2 separate regions of the Mus musculus genome follow, and region 2 is linked to region 1. The links are chromatin loops, found by intact Hi-C in ENCODE. Cell type or tissue: heart. All regions are shown on one strand.

Evidence for each region. Hi-C counts contacts between places; a loop is a spot of excess contacts. Peaks named below come from ENCODE experiments on the same cell type or tissue, not always from the same donor. Only the 100,000 strongest peaks of a DNase experiment are listed, where the experiment ranks them.
Region 2: it touches region 1 in a loop (5-fold over the local background); 10 of 42 quality-filtered maps call a loop at or near these places.

Annotation. Positions count from the first base shown.
Region 1 is chr2:179,192,636-179,195,135 of GRCm38, forward strand. No RefSeq gene overlaps it. Among named protein-coding and RNA genes, the nearest start is that of Gm35948, 150 kb to the left of the region's middle. In heart, a CTCF peak has its summit at 1,373 (motif pointing left); a DNase peak (open chromatin) is centred at 1,356.
Region 2 is chr2:178,628,706-178,631,205 of GRCm38, forward strand. No RefSeq gene overlaps it. Among named protein-coding and RNA genes, the nearest start is that of Gm40031, 4.8 kb to the right of the region's middle. In heart, a CTCF peak has its summit at 1,243 (motif pointing right); no DNase peak of the experiment used is centred here.

The DNA.
Region 1 (2,500 bases):
TGCATCCTCCCCCTTCCCCTCTTAGCCCCCCTTTCAGCCTCTTTCATTTTTGCCTCTTTCCCCTTCCTCTCCTTGCCCTTTTGCTGCCTGCTCAGTCTTCTCTCTCTCTCTCTCTCTCTCTCTCTCTCTCTCTCTCTCTCTCTCTCTCTCTCTCTCTCTCTCTCTCCCTGCTTCCACACTATTCCCTCTCTCCCTTCTCTTCTTGCTGTTTTCTCAACGGCTTTGTCAAAACTGCTCAATTCTCAACAGTCAGACCGGAGAGACACAGGCCTTGCAGCCATGCCGGCAAAGAGGCAGTGACATATTTACATATTTAAAGGTAAATGAGCCCTGTGTGGTCACTACAGGTACAAGGTACAGTTTGCATTTCCTAAGACAACACAGCCTATTCCTGGAAACAGTGCTCCACCCTGCCCCACCCCACCCAGTGCTAAACCAGCAGTGATGGAGAGACCCAGCTGTGTAGAAGGCAGCCTCTCACTGTGTGGACAGTGGAGAAGGCAGAAGAATGGCTGATGTAAGCGCCTGTAAGGGGGGCCTCTCCACAGGCAGCTGCCAGCCTTCTGTCAGCAAGATGGACAAAGCCCCAGGAAGGGCACGCTGTGTGACAACGGTGTGCATTAGCTCCAAGGCTTGGCAGTCAGGGCAGCCCAACCTGCAGCCTCCTACATGGGACTGCACAGAGTTCCATGAGACAGGCTAGGAAACCACAGTGGGGTGTCTAGATGCGTTCGGTGGATCAAAGTGGCATTTCCCTTTAGAGCATTACCCAAGAAGTATGGTAGAGGCTGTTGCTGTGATATGATGGGCTGAGTGGTTAAAAGGGCTTATGGCTTCCTTCTGGCTGTTCTAGGTCACCTGTTAGGGGCTCTTCAAGGCATGCATGGTGCTGATTCTCATGGGCATCCCTAATGGTTCTTCCTACAAGCCAGTGGGCCATAAGCACTGGAGGTCTCTTTTGTAGAGCTGGGAGATAAGTCCACGCCTCCCTCTTTGGAGGCCGCGTTCTCCATTAAGCACTCCCCCTGTCTAAGTATACACAGTCTACAGCTTTGCAGGAGGTGGACCTCCCACTGCAGACAGAGGCGTCCTATAAGGCTGGGTCAGTGGAGCGTTATCACCATGACAGGCTGAGCTGAGAGTTTCTGGTAGATTATGTTTATTTCTTGGCCATTCTGTGACCACCGTTCATTTAGGGTCAGAAAGTTCTTGCACAGCTGCCCCCATGCTGTCCCGGGTGCTGACCCACCCGGGAGCTGACCAGGGTGCTGTCCAGGGTGCTTAACCAGACACCCTGTCAAGTGCCAGGGACGAGCTAACCACTTCAGTGGGATCCAGCAACACCTCTGAATGCTGCCCTCTAGTGGCAGCTCCATTCACCCACTTGCCTGAGTTGTGCCTTATCCTGCTGACCATGGTGTTAGGTTAGTGGTCTTCCTACCACTCTAGGCCAGCTCTAACCTGCTCTCTGTGCACCACTTCTGGCCCCAGCTTCTTGGTCCCAGGTCTGTTATTTTTTGTTTTGCTCTGTTGTGTTCTGTTTCTAGACAGGATCTCACTGTGAACCTTTGGCTGGCCTGGAATTTGCTATAAAGTCCAAGCTGGCTTCGAACTCACAGAAATCTCCCGGCCTCTGCCTTCCAAATGCTGGGATCAAAGTTGTGTGCCACCACATCTGGCTCACTCTCAGTTTTCATTGTCAAAGACAAAGTGACTGTGTAAGTATGGTTCAGAGAATTTGTCCAGTCTGTGGCTTTGACACAGCCACTCAGGCCTTCAGTTCAGGATTGGGATGGACAGTGGTGCAGCCAAATTCCCTCCTGCTCAGAGTGAAGGGAAGTTACAGTCTAGATGAGCCTTTTCAAAGAAGCCCAACCAAAATGACAGCCAATATTCTGGTGCTAAAGGTGGTCCGTGCAGGGAGCACCTGGATGACATAGGCTATCAATGGGTAGTGAGAAAAGACCATGATAGAGTTGGATCCCAGTGGGCAGGAAGCGGGTGGATGGAGGATGATTGAACAGAATTTGGAAGACATGAAATGATCAGCCAGGGACACGAGTGTGCACAGAGAGAGGATCCAAAGAGGATAAGTCAGTGATCACGGACATGTGCATATGTATATGTGAATGTGAATATACATATGAACATGTATGTATAAGTGAATGTTTATATATGTAGTAATGTATATATACATATAAATGTGAGTATTCATATAAATATGTATGTATATGTGAATGTATATGTATATATGAATGTGAATACACATATAAACATGTATATATGAATGTGCATGTAGATATTAACATATATAAAAATGTATATATACATATGAAAGCATATGTAGATAGGACCGTGTATGTATATATAAATATGTTCATACATATGAATGTGTATGTATAAGTGAATGTGTACATACATATAAACATGTATGCATATGTGAATGTGTATGTATATGAATGTATATGTAGATATGAATGTGTACATACATATATGTATG
Region 2 (2,500 bases), 560 kb before region 1:
CTTCACAGTTCCAGGGAAGCTGTTTGCATAACTAATCTTGCACTCAGCCAAAATAACACCGATTCATCAACACTTAAGGATTAGGAAATCTGTCTTGCGGAGACCTGGGAGGATAATGGGATGGTCACTGGAATGTCACAGATTGCAGCACATTCTGTCAAATGTGACATCAAATATCAAATATTCTATCAAATATGCCACGAGCTCAGGATTACATGAGCACTCATCGTACAAAAGCGGTGCAAGCCACGTCAGACTGTCCAGGCTGCATTTGCAGCCTCAGCTTCTAAGTGGCAATGCCCCTGCTCCCTCCTCTGCCTGGCGCCCTCCTAGCTGTGAGGTTTTCACAAGCCTCACTGCCTCAGAGGCCTCTATCAATTTAACCAGGCTCCATTAATAAGCACAAAGATGGTTTACATGTTTCCCTACTAAACAGTTATAGCAGTGAGTGTCCCTTAGTCTTTTGTGTTGCATATGAGTAATATTTATACAGGGGGAGGCCCTAACATGGGAATAATTACAGATAAAAGAGAACAGAAAATTAGAAACTTCACAGATGTAGCAAACCCACTCCAGTGTAATCACGGCCACTTATTTACTCTTCAGATAACAGAACTCTGCACTCAGCTCTTCCCGAAGTGCGGTGTGTATGTGTGTGTGTGTGTGTGTGTGTGTGTGTGCATGTGTGCGTGTACATGTGTGGTGTGTATGTGTGTGCTTATGTAGTGTATGGGGTGTGCAGAAGGTGTGTCCTTGATGTGTGTGTGGTGGTTTTGTATGTATAAAGTTGGTACATGAGTGGTAGACATATGTGGTTTCTTTGTGTGTGGTATGGTATGGGCTTGGTGTGTGGTGTGTGCATGTGGTGTGTGTATGTGTGCACATGTGTGTGATATCATTGTGCATGTGCGTATCTGCATGTGTGAATCATGGGGTATGTGGGATGGCGTGTATAGTGAATTTGTGTGCATTTATATGAATATGTGCGAAGTGTGTTTGTGTATAGGTCTGTGCTGTGTATGTGTTATGCATACATGTAGATATGTGGATGTTTGTTGGTGTGTACACTGACATGTAAACGTGTATATTTGTGATATGTGTATGTGGTGGATGTGGTGTCCTTTCGTGCACATGTGTGTGATGTGTCAGTGTGTGTGTGTTCTGAGTGCAAGTGTGTGGAAGGCGTGCACACCGGAGCCACTGTTGGCAGAGTCCTGTCTGCGCTGCCACTCTCCACCTACAGATGGCGCTGTTGCCTTGCTCTCCATTACTCAGGCCCAGGGATGGCCGTAATTACAAAACAAAAAGAGATTACACTGCATACAGGTGGGCTGCCTGCTTTTGTTGTTTGGGCCTAGCAGGCCAGGATCTATTCTTCACAACTTCCAGGCTGTAAAACTCAGATAACTTTGAGATGTGCTATTCTTCAGAAAGAAAAAAGAGAAGATTATATTTGACCATCGTTTTTGAAATCTTCAGAAATAAGCCCTTTGAAAATAAGTCTTTGAGAACTTCCGAGGGTGTGCATCCAGCCAGAGCGGTTCAAGGGAGACCAGCCAGTTAGGCTTCAGTTTTCAAGTTCTTCATTCTTGTCCTCTTCTAAACAAAAACACATGCAAATGCCCTGTTCCCTCATCAGAGAGCGAGTGTGTGTGTGTGTGGGGGGGGGGGGGGGGTGTCTCACAGCTTTGTAGAGCCCAGGGCTGTTGGTGGTTGCTTCTTGCAGGTAGACACTGTGGGCAGGAAGGAGTGGGCATGGCTGACCATCAGGCCTTCTGGATTGTGTCCATGGAAATGATTCAGATGTGCCCGGCGCTGGGATTTGGGTCCAGCCTGGGACCTTTCTCTCTTCTGCAGGAAGGAACTTTCAGTTATGCTCAGGATCCACAGCCCAGCCCGGCTGAGCTCGGGTCCATCTGTCAGGGATGTATGTATACTGCAAACCCTGCCTGTTGCAGCTGGCCTGTCTCTGCACAGCTTTGTACTCGTGGCAGCCTATTGGGAGTGGACAGCACCACGTGGTCCTCTCAGAATGAAAGATGCGGAGATACAGTGACCTTGAATCCCAGTCAAGATCGTGAATAATTGAGAACAGAACTCAGCTGCAGAACACACTCTGAGCTACTCAGTTTTCAGTGCTCTGAACACGTGATCATGACCTTTCCCGTCTACCTGGCTCCGGTTCCCAGCTCCAGGCCCTCGAGGCTGCTGTTGTGCGCTGTGGTAGAGCAATGCTTGTCCACATTAGTGAAAGTTGAGTTTTCCTGTGTGAGTCTCGGTTCCATCGGAATGGGGCTGCTAAGCAGCGTTCACACAGACAAGCAGAGTGAGCTCTGAGAACCGTAAAAACACATAGATGGCTTCATGCGTCCCCAAAGGAAACTACAGAAAGTTAGATGGACTTTGGAGGGTGCAGGGCTGTGTTGGCAGAGCTGATGTGGCTAACAGGTGCTGAGCAGGGCAGCCATGTGAGATGGGAGGCCTGAAGCAGGCTCCTCCA